Linked DNA regions of Homo sapiens: all the other regions are linked to region 1. The links are chromatin contacts, found by Hi-C or POLR2A ChIA-PET in ENCODE. All regions are on one chromosome and are shown on one strand. Each heading gives the region's core, a stretch centred on a gene start or an enhancer-like site at or near the end of the contact. The rest is flanking DNA. Distances are from core to core; before and after follow the strand shown. Region 1 holds the start of AKT2 (AKT serine/threonine kinase 2). Region 2 holds the start of ZNF546 (zinc finger protein 546). Region 3 holds the start of LTBP4 (latent transforming growth factor beta binding protein 4). Region 4 has its middle 27 kb from the start of NUMBL.

Region 1 (3,695 bases), core at 1,115-3,614:
TGGGCATAGTGGCGCACATCTGTGGTCCCAGTACTTGGGAGGCCGAAGTGGGAGGATCGCTTGAGCATGGGAGGTGTCGGTTGCAGTGAACTGAGATTGTGCCACTGCATTTCAACCTCGGTGACGGAGGGGGTGAAACCCTGTCTCAAAAAAACAATAAAAAACCAAAACCAGAAAGAGCCGGGTGCAGTGGCTCACACCTGTTATCCCGGCACTTTGGGAGGCCAAGGCAGGTGGATCACGAGGTCAAGAGATGGAGACTATCCTGGCCAACATGGTGAAACCCCCTCTCTACTAAAAATACAAAAAAATTAGCTGGGCGTGTTGGCGCGTGCCTGTAATCCCAGCTACTCAGGAGGCCGAGGCAGGAGAATCGCTTGAACCTGGGAGGCAGAGGGCAGAGGTTGCAGTGAGCCAAGATCTCGCCACTGCACTCCAGCCTGGCGATGCAGTGAGTCTCAAAAAAAAAAAAAAAAAAAAAGAGAAAGCCACTGCCCTTGACTACCAGTGCTGCAAGGAGTTTATACACAAGCACATGGGTGGTTTCAGTGAGATCTCAGTGTGTCATAATTAAGTGCCCTAGGAGGGGCTAGGATTCAAGTTGGCCCAGGGGAGACTTAGACGTAGGGGAATGGCCTGTGAGCTGTTCAGTGTGGACAGGAGTGAAGAGGGTTGGTCACAGTAACCTTGAGTCTAGATTAGGGCAGAAGGGCTAATGCTTGAAACAAACATTCTGCAAGAGCCCACTCTGGGCAATGTTGGATACACACTGATCTCTGAGACAGTCTTGGTCTCTTCCTTTACTGTGTTTCCTGTGCAGTGGGGGAAACAGACCTGTCACCAGACAGTAATAGATGAAAATGGTTAGGGCTGTGAAGGGGGAGGCATTGGTCAGAGTTATTAACACCGACTGATGGGGAAGACCGGGAATTAGGAATACCAAGCAGCAAGTTCCAAGCTAGAAACCAAATAAGAAAGGGCTAGTTCCAGCATTAGGTTTACGTCTCAGAAAACGAAAGCCGAACCCTCAGCAGGATTTGCCTGAAACACTCTCACAGACTGAGGTGGACCCAGGATTCAACTCTCAGTCAGGCATTTTTCTCACTTACCAATGCATACAATTGCCAAGTTATATGGCATACTGGAACCCAAATTCAGGAGGCAGCACAATCCCCTATGAGAGAGGAGGGGCTGGGAGCCAGATGTCTCACAGCTGTCCAGTATACTAGCTAATATACGGATTAGGATCTGTGCAAAGCTCTTTTCTTGCAGGGTCATTTTTTTTCTTTTTTCTTTCTTTTCTTTTTTTTTTTTTTTTTTGAGACGGAGACTTGCACTGTCGCCCGGGCCGGAGTGCAATGGCATGATCTCGGCTCACTGAAACCTCTGCCTCCCGGGTTCACGCGATTCTCCTGCCTCAAGCCTCCCAAGTAGTTGGGATTACAGGCACACACCGACATGCCCGGCTTTTTTTTTTTTTTTTGTATTTTGAGTAGAGACGGGGTTTCACTATGTTGGCCAGGCTGTCTCGAACTCCTGACCTCATGATCCGTCTGCCTTGGCCTCCCCAAGTGCTAGGATTACAGGAGTGAGCCACCGCGCCCGGCCGCAGGGTGATTTTAAGGCCTTTATGGGCCCAAGTTGCATTATAAAATGTTATATCCCAGATTCACTGGAATATGTACGATGAGAGCAGGTGGCATTAATATCTTGCAGTAATGAACTAATTGGTAAAAACCGTTTTGTTTACATTAAAATGGTTCAAAAGCCAGCGACACAGCGATGATTGTTTCCATTTAGCAGATGTGGATACTGAGGCACAGAAAACGGTCAAGCCTTCTGCCCACAGTCACCAGAAAGGAGGAAATTCAAGTCTGGGGTTGTGTGGCTTCAGAGCCTGAGCTCAACCATGACGAGCACACTGAAAAGGAAACCCCTCCTAACTAACTCCCGCTCCGGGGTCCTTTAAGAGCGTCAGAACCCAGAACTGAGTAAAACAAGATCAAAGCGTATGTAAATACGGACTAGGGGCTGCCGGGAAATAATCACTACGGCTAGGCCCTAGGGAAAGCAGACGTCGGAGTCCTAGTGCGCCTGCGTAGCCCCATCTCGCCTTTCCGCCCCACGGCCTAGCGAGGCCCATCTCTAACCCACACAGGCCCAAAGTTGTCTAATGTGCGCAGGCGCCCTGCTGTGAGCCCGCCTCCTTCTCTGCCCTGCTCTTGCGCTCTCGCTCTCTCAGAGTTCGTCTCTGGCTCTTTGTACGTCACTTCCTGTTTGTGGCGCGAGAGGGCGGTATTTCCGTCCAGAGGGTGGGAGGGGGCGGTAAGCGGGGGCTGGGGGGAGGGGGCGGGGGGGGCCGCGCCGTGCTAGCCGTTGGGCCTGCCTCGGAGGAGGCGTCGCCGCCGCCGCTGCCGCTGCCGGCGCCGTTGCCGCTGCCGGGAAACACAAGGAAAGGGAACCAGCGCAGCGTGGCGATGGGCGGGGGTAGAGCCCCGCCGGAGAGGCTGGGCGGCTGCCGGTGACAGGTGAGTGCGCCAGCGCGTGTCCCCGAACGCCCCCCCCACGATGGTCGCGTCCGGGCCCCCCGCGGTGCCGCGATGGGCTGTACCACCCGTGCCCGGCGGGGGGACCGCGGCCCTCGAGCCCCTCCTTCAGGAGCTGAGTGGGGGTGGCCGAGCGGGGGCGGTGGGACCAGCCTCGGGGGGCCGGGGCGGTGGCGGCGGGCCATACCACTGAGGCGGTGGGGGGAGCGCTGCAAGTTTGCGGGACGGGGAGCGCAGGCCGCAGCGTGCGCGGGCCGGGGGCTGGACCTTTCGGGCGCGGCGGGCAGATCGAGCCTGGCGTGCGCGGGCTAAGCTATCGAGGGGGCGCGCCGCATCAAGTGTAGAGGGCTGTACCTTTTTGGCGCTGTGGAAGCCGTTGCTGTGCTGTATTTACAGGGGTGGGGGCTTCTGGGGAGGATGCTTCCCCAACTGTGGCTGGGTTATATCACCACGGCGTTGGGGGAGCCCTGCTTAGAACGTAGGGGAACCCAAATCAGAGGACTGTGATGTTTGTGATCTTTAAGGGACTGGGACGGGGCGGGACAGGCCCTAGTGGGTTTTAGGGGCGTATTTTGGGAGGACTGTGATGCCGATTGGTGAGGAGGGGTTTCTGTTTCCTGTATTTGACGTGTGTGGCGTTGGGGGTTTACACTGATCTCAGCCTTTATTGAACTTCTTAACGACTCTGGAGGGAACGTCATGGTTACTGGGGTGCTTTGGACCATGGAGGTGCTGCTCTGGATTCCATTACCCTCTCAGATTATTTACCAGGCAGTAACAGTTCTTTCCTTCCATAGGGGAGGGAGGAAAGCTGTGTTAGAAGTCACTGAAGTTGTCTGAGCCTTAACATTCTGAAGAGGAAGAGGGATTGGGCTTGGATTTGAGGAGCCGTGCCCCTGCACCCGCTTGTTAAAACTTGGGAGGAAGGAGTGTTTGGGGGAACACCTCTTCCCCCCAGGGAAGCTCTCTGGGGGCATCTTGATCTTGGGATTGTGAGGACCTCTTCCTCTCATTTGGAGACCTCTTGGGGCTCAGCAAGACGCCTGGGCTGGAGTAACTAGAGCCTCCAATGGGCTGCTTTTCAACTTCATCCACTCCTACCTTCCCAGAGAAGCAGCAGGAGTTCACTCGTGGGCTGAACTTGGTTGG
Region 2 (3,705 bases), core at 1-2,500, 290 kb after region 1:
AAAGGAAGGCCTGGGATAGGTCACTGGACAATTCAGGAAAAGCAAAGCAATGTTTCCATTTCCTAAAAACAAAAACATTTTATGCATTTATTTAAAGATTTACTTAAAGATATAGACCAGAGAGTTGCAATTTATGTGACAAATAATTTAGTCTTTTTAGATTGAATCAAATGAACTTCTTCAAAGGGAAAAATGCAAATGAAAGCTACAGAAAGTACCTGGGGATGTGATTTTTGTGACTGTGAGCAATGAGGTGACAGGCTCTGTGGTAGATTGTGGCTGTGCTTGACATAGCAGTGTGGTACCACGCCGTATGACTGGGTGCAGGCAAGGCTGTGTGAGGATTAGAATGTGTGATTTCCATTTTATGAATAAAAAGGAAATATAAACTTACCTGGACCTGAACTTTTAGACCTGCTACAACAATTGTTCCCTCCTTTTCAGGATCCCTGTTTTGATGAATAGCAGAATGGGGGAAGAAAAATAATCATGAGACAGCAGGCCTTTCTTAAGAGCACAGACCGACCTAGAATATCCCCTCCAGCGCCACATCTGTGCTGACCTCACGCACATAACAGCTGTGTGAGAGTGAGGCTGGGATCTGTCTCTGAACTCACACCAGGTTTCTAGATCAAAGGTATGGGAATGCAGTGGTTCTGAAACATGCAGCTGCCCACACAGCGGCTCCAACTGCGCAGTCTTCCAACCTGTCGTCCCAGGAGTCTGTTTTAGGGACACTTCTAATTCAAAAGTCCAATCGCCAACCCAGGTCTGTACCTTCTTGCTGGGAACCTTCATCCCAGAGCTCGATATTTGACTTCCCTCTTGGGGACACTGCTGTGTGCAAACACCGAGGCCGTGAGGAGGGTAGAGGGTCAGTGACACACACCAGAGAGCCAGGCACCTGTCTCAGCCTCACACCCGCACCCACACCCGCCCAACCCGGTCCTGACAGGCGCCCCGTCGCGCGCACACACACACATACACCGTCTGCCACATTTTGTCACACAATTTCCCTTCTCCGCTCCCCAAGCACGCACAGGCCTGAGGCTCCCTGCGGGCACGACACGCCAGGTCTGGGCCCTGGAGCGCCTCACTTTGGGCGGCAGTTCTATCCCCAGTCCTACTCGTAAGAGTCCCGTTCCGCCTCACCTAGCTCGGACTTCTCGCCCGCAAGTGAATAATAACGGTTAAGGTGACTGAACCGTTAAGAACGCAATGTAAAGGGCCCTTGGGGTCCAGGCAACACTGCCCAAGGGGCTTCTGGGAAATGTAGTCCACAGCCGGAAACTGATCCTTTTGGGCGGAGGCGCAGGCGCGCGCGCATCCGGCGGGTTCGACTCACTTACCAGGAACCCACGCAGGAAGCTGAGGAGGAGAACAGACGCCTCTGGGCCACTGGCCGGGCCACTTGAGCGTGGGACCGCCGAGTGTGACCCTGAGGCCGAGTGCGTGCGGGACTGGGCGATAGCTCCGCCAGGCAGGATTTTGTTTGTTTCACCTCTTGAGGTAGTCCCGGCGTGTAGTACATAATAGGCGCTTAATATGTGTATTGTAAAGAATGAGTGCCTGGCCATTTGTATTTGCCTTGTGAGCGCGTGTGTGTGGCACTGTGAGGGTTGCGGGACCGACGGAACCTCTCTGGCTCTGGCGGGTTGTGTTTCCGCGTGTGTGTAATTTGAGTGTGAGTCAGTGTGTAGTGAGTGAAGGGATCTGACTGGAGAAAACCACAGTAAATACCCGGGGCTGTGATTTTTGTGACTTTGGTCAATGGGACGACAGGCTCTGTGGTAGACTGGCTGTGCTTGACGTAACAATGTGGTACTATGCCGTGTGGTTGCCGGCAAGGCTATGTGAAGATGAGAATGTGTGATTTGGAAAATCTGGATGTGGAACATCACGGGTGCCAGTGGAATTGTGACTCTGTGTGTGTATAAAAGTTTGCAACCATAGGCCTATATGTCTGTGGGATAAAGAGAATATGTTGCGTCTTCTTGGAGTATCAGCTTTATTTAAACATTTGCATCAGAGAGTTGCGATTTATGTGCCAAAGATTTTTGTCTTTTTATATTGAATTAAATGAATTTTTTACAAAGAGAAAAATGAAAATAATAGTAACTTTCAAAAAATATTAAGAATTTCCTTCCACTCTTATATTCTGGCAATGGATCTTTGGCAATGGGTCTTTGGCAGATCAATTTGAAAAGCTTGGACTGAGGAAATTATACTTGGAAAGCACATTAGGCAGTCAGCCCTTGGTTCCTAAATACCATGCTCCACTGAAAGGAGCAAGGCTCCATGGAGAAATGGCAGATTCCAGAGCTGGGGAAGGGAAAGTTCAGAATGAACTTGGAACATCTTGTGCTTGAAAGTAAGGCAGTGCTCAAAGAATGGTGGGGACGTGTTCAAAGGACATGGAAACCAGATTGAAGGGACTTCCACTGACCAAACTTGACATGGTTTGAGCATCAAAATAAATAATGCTAGTTATAGATTAAAACCCATTAAATAACAGAGGGAATCATAATTCCAAACTGATATAAATTAGTACGTGAAAAAAAATTGAAAGTTTGATGAGGGACTGGATGTTTACATTGTTGCAAAGAACCCCTGCCCCCCCCCAAATCCCTTAAAAATGTGTCAATATAAGGCTGGGCACGGTGGCTTATGCCTATAATCCCAGCACTTTGGGAGGCCGAGGTGGGCGGATCGTGAGGTCAGGAGTTTGAGACCAGCCTGACCAACGTGGTGAAACCCTGTCTCTACTAAAAAAATACAAAAATTAGCTGGGTGTGGTGGTGCGTGGTGGGTCCTGTAATCCCAGCCACTCAGGAGGCTGAGGCAGGAGAATTGCTTGAACCCAGGAGGCGAAGGTTGCAGTGAGCCTAGATCGCGCCACTGCACTCCAGCCTGGGTGACAGAGTGAGACTCCATCTTTAAAAAAAAAAAAAAAAAGTGTCCATATGAAAAAATGCTCAACATTACTAATCATCAGAGAAATGCAAATTAAAACCACACTGAGATACCACCTCACAGTGTTAGAATAGCTGTAATCAAAGAGACAAAAGACGACAAGGGTTGGTGAGGGTATGGATATAAGGGAACACTTGTACACTATTTGTGGAAATGTAAATTAGTACAAACATAGAAAATATCCGGAGTTTTCTCAAATTAAAAATATAACCACTATATGACCCAGTCATCCCACTATATATATCTGTATATATCTGTATATATCCGTATCAGTCCATTCTTGCATTGCTATAAAGAAAACCCGAGACTCGGTAACTTATAAGAAAAGATGTTGAATTGGCTCACAGTTCTGCAGGCTGTACGGGAAGCATAGTGGCATCTGCTTTTGAGCAGGCCTCAGGAAGTTTCCAATCATGGTGGAAGGCAAAATGGGAGCAGGCACATCACATGGTGAAAGCAGGAGCAAGAGAGTGAGGAGGGAGATGGTACACACGTTTAAATGTCCAGATCTCATAAGAACTCACTATTATGAGGATGGAAACAAAGGGCTGCTAAGCCATTCATGAGGAATCTGCGCCCATGATCCAATCACCTCCCACCAGTCCCCACTTCTTATATTGGGGATTACATTTCAGTATGAGATTTGGGTTGGGATACACATCTAAACAATGTCATTCTGCCTCTGGCCCCTCTCAAATCTCCTGGCCTTCTCACATTTCAAAATACAATCTT
Region 3 (3,413 bases), core at 684-3,183, 320 kb before region 1:
AGGAGCACAATGTCTGGAGTCCTCTTGCGAGAACCCACTTATCAAGACCAACCCTGGGGTTCTCTGAAGATAAATGGGATCAGAAGTTCCTGGGGAAGGGGGTGAGCTAGAAGAACAGGACTTCTGGACAATACTACAGAGTTATCTGGGGAAAGGCACAGTTTGGGAGGTGGGAGGGAAGAATGAGAGGGAATTTCACTGGAGGAGTGGTCTCTAAAGTCTGTTGCCATGGTTGGAGAGCGGGTCTAGGGCCTGGAGCAAAAACTCAGCTCCCTTAGGTAGGAGTGTGGGGCCATGACTCCAGGGTGGTCTAATGGGGGCTTTTAATTGAGTAGTGGGGCCTAGGAGAGGCTTAACTAGGAATCAAAATTGCAGAATGGTAAGGGTCTCTGATGGAGGGGGTGGGAAACCAGCCAGGTCTGAGGGTATTTCCCAGGCTCCAGAGGCATTTCTCTGCCTTCTCTTGGCCTGAATGCAGGCCCGCAGGCCAGCTCCCTGGGGGTGCCTACACCCAGGGTGGGCCACTAGATGGCCACAGCCAACGTCATGCCCCACAGCCCTGGCCAAGCGGGGAGTTGAGGACATAGGGGTCCCTTTGAGGTCAGCCCCCACTTCACATGCCACTCCTTGCACCCCCAAGGGCTTGGCACCCGCCTGGGCATGGCGCCTGGCACAGGCACGTTGGGGCTGGGCCGGGAAAGAGTGAAAGAAAGAGGGAGGAAGGGGAGGAGAGAGGGAGTGGCAGCGGGCGGGGGCTCAGGCGGGAGATGAGCTCACGCCGGCCGGGCTGGGCTGGCTGGGGGCCAGGCTGGGCGAGTTCTCCGCTCCAGGGGCCCCCACTCCCCACTCCATAGGGTCTGCGGGGTAGGGGGCAGGAAGGCCCGATCCCAGAGAGTCTGCCCACTTTTGCATCCTGGAACAACAGGTGGTGCGCCCTCCCCCACCTCACCTGAACCCCCAAGGCTCCCCATCTCTAGGAGTGCCTGGTGCATACACCTCCTGTCCCCTCCGCCCCCAGGGGGCGCCCCTTCCGTAAGCCCTCTTATCTGGATTTCTGTCGCACGTGGGACCCCTGCAACTCAGGTCCTGCGGAGACACCCCCACCCCACCCCCGCCGCCACACACACACACACACACACACACACACACACACACAACCCCCGTCTCTGTCCCCTCTCCCTCTTAGTTCTTCGGATTAACTTTCTTCTCTCTAGTACCCCACCTCACAGGCATTCCCATACAGAACCTTCCCACCCAAACACACAGAAACTGAGACGTCCCCCATGCGGTCCTGAGACTCTTGCTTGGTCCCCGGGGACTCCTTACTCAGCGTCTCAGAATTCGAGCCCCCCTCCCAAAAGTTCTCAGGCCCCTCAATTCTGAGATCCCCATTTTGACGCAAAGCATGAAAGCTGGCGCCAATTCCCTCACGTGGGACATCACAGGCCTCTAAGAACCCTCATTGCTTGCAAAATCGGAACCCTCAGGACCCAACCCCAAAAGCCAGGAATTTGGGGCCCCCTTCCTCAAATAGCCCCTGATATTCCCTTGCACTATTGCATATGGAATCTGGGCTCCCTCTCCCTGGAGGACTGTCTCCTCCATCCCCAGGGATCCTCCTCCCCCCCGGAGCCGCTCTCTCGGGACCACCACCCCGCACTCACAGGCGCGGAAGCCGGGTCCCCCCGGGGCCGCCCCGCCGGGAGCGCCGCTGTCCACGCTGGTGGCGTTGCGGGGCGCGCAGGTCGGGGTACAGCGGGAGCCGGTCGGCCCATGGACGCAGCGCAGGCCGCACACGACCGGGGTGAAGCGCACGCGGAGACGCTCTCCGAGCCGGCCCAGTCCAGGCTGCGGCCCTAGCTGCGCCAGCAGCACCAATAGCGACACCCAGAGCAGCCGCACGCCGCCCGCCATGGCTGCAGCGCCGCGCTCCGCCGCGCCGCCGCCCCAGCCCGCCCGAGGGGCCCGGCCGCACCCGCCCGCCCGCCCGCGGGGGAGGTCGCCCGCGCCCCCGCTCAGGCCCCCCCTCCTCACCACTCCCTCCCCGGCGGCCGCGCGGGGGCGCGTGGGGCTGGGCGCTTAGCCAGAGGCTCGCAGGCTGGGCGCTAGACTCGCAGGGGTGAGCGGGGCGCCCCCTCTGTCCCCATCCGCGCACCAACAAGTGGACCGGGCCTGTAGGGGAGCGGCGGGGAAGGGAACAGGTGGGGGCGGGCGGGTTTCCCCCCAGACAGAGCTGAATCCATAAAGAGGAAATCCATTAAGAGTAGTGGGGGCCACATTTGGGGAGACAGCTAAGAGTTGATCCTCTTCTGCCCGGGGCACAGAGAAAGGGGCTTCATCTTGATAGGGGGCTATCATGGTACATCTGGACAGCCAGGTGGGACATCTGAGGGATGGGAGAAGGGTCGCTACACCTGGGCACATAAAGGAATTGGGCGTCTAGATCCTGGGCAGGAGGCTGGAGGTGGGGGGGATACATGTGAAGATGTAGCCACATCTGGCCAGAACGCCACACCTGGCGGGAGAAGTCACAATGGATAAAGGGAGGCTGTGGGCGGGGGTACTAACATCTGGCCCGAGGCTCACATCTGGAAGACTTTAGGGGGAGGGGTCACATCTGGGCTGAAGGCTACAGCAAGAGGAGGGTTTTGAGGGTGTTTGAGATGAGGGGTGTTCTAGACTAGGGGTCAAGAGCTGGAGCGGGAGGAGGGCAGGGGGAAGATTCGGGAAACAGGAGGAGGCCTTTGGCCCCCAGCCGCCCCACAATCTTGAGCATTTGGTGCCCAGGCAGGCGCCAACCCGCACAATCGCTTTTGTTGTCTGGGCTGGTTCGGCGGAGCTTTCTAACGGGCCAGCGCCCTCCCTCTTCGGCCGCGGGGAGCCCGGACGCCTGGCTTCCCGGCCCCACCCCCGCGGGTCAGTGCCTCTGGCCTGTGTCTGGTCCTGTCCCGGGCTCACCTCGCACGGCCGGACGCTGGGGTCCCTAGAGGGGGCCTCGTCCTGGGGGTGGGTGCTGAGCTACAACGGGGGGCGGGTAGGCGGCGGCTGGACCGTGGGAACCAGACGGCTTTATCTGGCCCGGAACCCCCCTCGCCCCAGGCGGAGGAAAGGCGGATGTGCTTACCCGGGGCCTTGCCAGCGGGGGCACGCTGTGGGGGCCTCCTTCTCAGTAGTCCCCGGCCCCCTGGCCCCCGGGGCCGCCGCCGCTTCAGTAGAGCTCTGGCCTCCTGGAGCCTGGGTGGGAGAGGACGGAAAAGCTGCTGTCACCGGGTTAAACTGACCTCCCCACCAAAGGGCCTCCATGCCAGGAAAATGTCTTTCAGTAGCGGCTCTGCCCAACCCTCCCCCCACAACACCTATTTATGGGGACCAGGCCTCTAGTGGGAGAGAAACAAAGACCCTGAGAGAAAGAG
Region 4 (3,724 bases), core at 840-3,339, 380 kb before region 1:
GTTGGGGGAATGTCCCAGGCAGGGAGCAGAGGACCCTGCCAGAGATAAGCCACACTCTCACCTCCAAGCTTTTGCATTTGTCATTCTTTCTGCCTAGAACACCCTTTCCTTCATGGTGACACAGCACTTCCCAGAAGAATGCTACTCATTCTTTAGGACTCCGTTCAAATACCTTTTGTTAGAAGGTGACCCTCTTCCAAGGCCCTGAGCCCCATCCTATCCTTTCATTAGGATTTATTTATTTTTTGAGACAGAGTCTCACTCTGTCGCCCAGGCTGGAGTGCAGTGGTGTGATCTCATTGCAGCCTCCACCTCCTGGGCTCAAGCGATTCTCCTGCCTCAGCCTCCCAAGTAGCTGGAACTACAGATGCCTTGCCACCACACCTAGCTAATTTTTGTATTTTTAGTAGAGACTGGGTTTCACCATGTTGGCCAGGCTGGTCTGGAACTCCTGACCTCAGCGATTTGCCCACCTCGGCTTCCCAAAGTGTTGGGATTACAGGTGTGAGCCGCCGCGCCCAGCCCAGTATTTTTGCTATTATTATTTTGGAGGCAGGGGTCTCACGCTGTCACCCGGGCTGGACTGCAGTGGGGCAATCATAGCTCATTGCAGCCTTGAATTCCTGGGCTCAACCAATCTTCCCACCTCAGCCTCCTGAGTAGCTGGGACTATAGGCGTACACCACTATGCCCAACTGATTTTTAAATTATTTTGTAGAGATGGGGGTCTCGCTATGTTGTCCAATCTGGTCTGGAACTCCTGGCCTCAAGCGATCCTCTTGTCTCTGCCTCCCAAAGTGCTGGGATAACAGGCGCCCGGCCCCATCCTACCTTTTTGGTCTAAGTTCAGACGGCTCTTCAACCCCCCCAGACTGAGTCAGCAGCACCCACTCTCCCCTTGGATCCTACAGGCCCCTCTCCTCCCCTATCCCAGCCCTGACCCATCTGCCTGTGCCTCCCCCGTCCTCTCAATGACTCATTCTGGGCTGTCACTATCTGGTGGCAGGTCTGTCTGCCTCACTGGACTGTGAGGGAGAAGGGGGTCTGGGGCGTCTCAGTCACTTCCCCGTGCCAACACAGGGCCAGGCACAGAAGAGGCAGCCTCAGTGTTTCCCCTCTGCAAACCACTAGGAAGTGAGAGGGGCAGAAACGGCCTAGGACTGGGACAGAGAGGATTTGAGCAACTGGAAGGATGGGGAACTGAGGTCAGAAGCACGCAGCAAATCTGGGACACAGTCAAGGCACCCCCACCCCGTCCCTGACTGATCTCTTCGTTCAACCACCCTTCCTTGCGCCCAGAGCAGCCTTTCTCAGAGCTGCCCCCACAACGGTTCCCGCGGATGCAGATGGAAGGGGGCCGTCCCGGGGAGGACCTCCCACAGGCTCCTCTTGGCCCATTTCCCATCTTCCCTCCCACGCCCAGGATGGAGACTCTGGCTCTCCACGGAGCTTTTCGCTCCAAAGAGGCCCTGGAACCCGGATCAACCGCCCACTCCCACTTCTCCAGGTTTCAGCCCGCTAAGAATAGACCAGGGACATCGCACTGGAAAGCCCCGCCCTACCCAGGAACCCCATCCCACACAAACGCCTATCGAGGTCATTTTGGGGGAACAGGAGGACGTCCCCCTGGGGCCGGTTCTGCACTCCTCTCTCCCGTTCTTTGGGAAGCTCCGCCCTCCGTTGCAGCCCCGCCCCTCGCGGCCGCCCCCTTTCCCGGAACCGCCCCCGGCCGCGCAGGCTATTTTGATGCATTCCACGGGTGACAGAGCCGGGCGCCCCCACCCCGCTTCCTGTTGGGTGATTTTGTTTTGTTTTGTTTTGTTTTTTAAAGCTCCACCCCCAGGAGGCCACAGTTTCTCCGGGAGCCGGCCGCGCAGGACCGGGGACAGCCCTGGCCCCTCGCTGCACAGCGCTGGGACCGCCCCACGGAGCGCGGCGTCTCATGCTCCCTGGGGCCCGCTGCTTCCACTGCCCTGCGCAGGGCCACGCGCCACCCCGGGCTGCCTGGCCGTAACCTACCCCGTCCACCCTCCAGGCGCGCTCGCCGACCTCCCGCACCTGTGGGGCCACGTGGTTGCCGGGAGCGCTCCTCTAGCGTGGTGAAGCAGCGCCCCCTCGTGGTCTTGCGCTCGCGGCGCCTGGGCGGCCGCCCCTCCAAGACTTTGCTAAGGCAGGAAAAGTGTTTAAGAAAAATTAAAATTGTGCTGGGCGCGGTGGCTCACGCCTGTAATCCCAGCACTTTGGGAGGCCGAGGCAGGTGCATTACCTGAGGTCAGGGGTTCAAGACCAGCCTGGCCAAAATGGCGAAACCCCGTCTCGACTAAAAATGCAAACATTAGCCGGACGTGGGGGCGGGCGCCTGTAGTCCCAGCTACCCGGGAGGCTGAGGCAGGAGAATCGCTTGAACCCGGTAGGTGGAGGTTGTAGTGAGCCGAAATCGAGCCACTGCACTCCAGTGATAGAGGGAGACTCGGTCTCAAAAAAAAAAAAATTGCTGTCGCATTCATGAACATTATACTTCAGGCCCTGGCTCAGCCATTCACCCCTCTGGGAAGTCCTCCCTGACTGGTCGGGCGCCTCCTTTGGGCTCCTATGGTTCCTTATGCTCCTCAACTGGGCCTGTACCTCCCCGCCCTGGCCCGGATCCGTCTGCCTGTACATCTCCCATCTGGACCTCGACCCCTTTGCCCTCTGCCTGCACCTCACCAGTCCCCGCCCCGACCCCTCTGCCTGTGCCCCCCATTCCAGCCCAACCTCTCTGCCCGGGCTTCCCCCATCCTGGCCTCCCACCCCTCTGCCTGTCCCCTCCCCACCATCCCGCCGTGATGGCTCTAGGCTGTCACTGTCTATAATGGGTCGGCGTCCCCGCCCTGCACAGAAAACCTCATGAGGGCAGGGAAGAGAGCTGTCTTGATAACTACTGAGTCCTCAGTATTACCAAGGTAACATTTATTTCCTCCCTCAACACTGGTTTTGTTTTAACAGCTTTACTGAGGTATAATCTACCTGTCATAAAATTCACCTATTATAAGTGATTTACTGATTTTGGGTGATTTTACAGTTCTGCAGCCATCACAGCCAATTCAAGAACATTTCCATCACTCTGAAAAGATCCCTTCTGCCCATTTGCAGTCGCTCCCTATTCCCTGTCCCAGCCCCAGGCAACCACTGGTCTACTTTCTGTCCCATACATATTCTCTTCTTCATTTTACAAGCATTTTCTGAATATTTATTTTTATCAGCTATTGAGGGCTGAGGGTACACAATGAAACTCACAGGCCCTGCCTTCAGGGAACTCAGAGTCTGGTTATTGTAATAGCTGATGGGAAAATATGTCCATGCACTAATTTCTTCATTCATTCAAAAAACATTTATTGGCCAGGCACTGTGGCTTGTGCCTGTAATCCCAGCACTTTGGGAGGCTGATTGGGGAGGGTCACTTGAGGCCAGGAGTTCAAGACCAGCCTGGAAAATATAGTGAGACCCCCCCCCCCACCCCGATCTCTACAAAAAAATTTTTTTTTTTAATTATCAAGGTGTGGTGGTGCACACCTATAGTCCCAGTAACAGGAAGCTGAGGTGGGAGGATTGCTTGAGCCCAGGAGGTCGAGGCTGCAGTGAGCCATGATTGTGCCACTGCACTCCAGCCTGGGTGACAGAACAAGACCATCTCTACAGAAAAAAAAAAAAAAAAAAAAAAGAGAGAAAAAGAAGGGTCTTCCAA

Evidence for each region. A loop is a pair of places that touch in the nucleus more often than their neighbours do. ChIA-PET counts read pairs that join two places held with the same protein, here RNA polymerase II (POLR2A). Pooled maps may share reads with other maps.
Region 2: a map of CD8-positive, alpha-beta T cell shows a loop between it and region 1 (2.7-fold over the local background). The contact joins the promoter of ZNF546 here to the promoter of AKT2 in region 1. A Hi-C loop is called at or near these places in 2 of 168 maps with a recorded cell type or tissue (CD8-positive, alpha-beta T cell and naive thymus-derived CD4-positive, alpha-beta T cell), 3 of 37 single-sample maps with no recorded cell type and 14 of 50 pooled maps. POLR2A ChIA-PET finds 5 or more read pairs at or near these places in 3 of 52 experiments (HEK293, Panc1 and activated B cell).
Region 3: a map of heart right ventricle shows a loop between it and region 1 (3-fold over the local background). The contact joins the promoter of LTBP4 here to the promoter of AKT2 in region 1. A Hi-C loop is called at or near these places in 11 of 168 maps with a recorded cell type or tissue (B cell, CD4-positive, alpha-beta T cell, CD4-positive, alpha-beta memory T cell and 7 more), 22 of 37 single-sample maps with no recorded cell type and 24 of 50 pooled maps. POLR2A ChIA-PET finds 5 or more read pairs at or near these places in 12 of 52 experiments (A673, BJ, HEK293T and 9 more).
Region 4: a loop to region 1 is called in a pooled map, with 4 times the contacts of the local background. The contact joins the enhancer-like site here to the promoter of AKT2 in region 1. A Hi-C loop is called at or near these places in 5 of 50 pooled maps.

What each region holds. Positions count from the first base shown.
Region 1 is chr19:40,284,014-40,287,708 of GRCh38, reverse strand. It overlaps AKT2 (AKT serine/threonine kinase 2), which reads left to right and starts at 2,364. Exons shown (of 14, transcript NM_001626.6): 1 at 2,364-2,528. RefSeq lists enhancers at 1,212-2,043, 3,200-3,339 and a silencer at 2,330-2,829.
Region 2 is chr19:39,994,605-39,998,309 of GRCh38, reverse strand. It overlaps ZNF546 (zinc finger protein 546), which reads right to left and starts at 1,250. Exons shown (of 7, transcript NM_178544.5): 1 at 1,153-1,250; 2 at 395-449; 3 at 1-62. RefSeq lists a silencer at 216-315 and enhancers at 1,134-1,428, 1,101-1,600, 1,436-1,615, 1,601-2,102.
Region 3 is chr19:40,599,889-40,603,301 of GRCh38, reverse strand. LTBP4 (latent transforming growth factor beta binding protein 4) reads right to left here and starts at 1,933. Exons shown (of 30, transcript NM_001042545.2): 1 at 1,665-1,933. The coding sequence starts at 1,914. RefSeq lists an enhancer at 145-668 and a silencer at 1,850-1,999.
Region 4 is chr19:40,661,321-40,665,044 of GRCh38, reverse strand. No RefSeq gene overlaps it. Among named protein-coding and RNA genes, the nearest start is that of NUMBL, 27 kb to the left of the region's middle. RefSeq lists a silencer at 1,848-2,127. Within about 2 kb of position 2,089, at least 35 of the 41 ENCODE cell types and tissues checked have a DNase peak (open chromatin) inside an H3K27ac peak, as active enhancers do.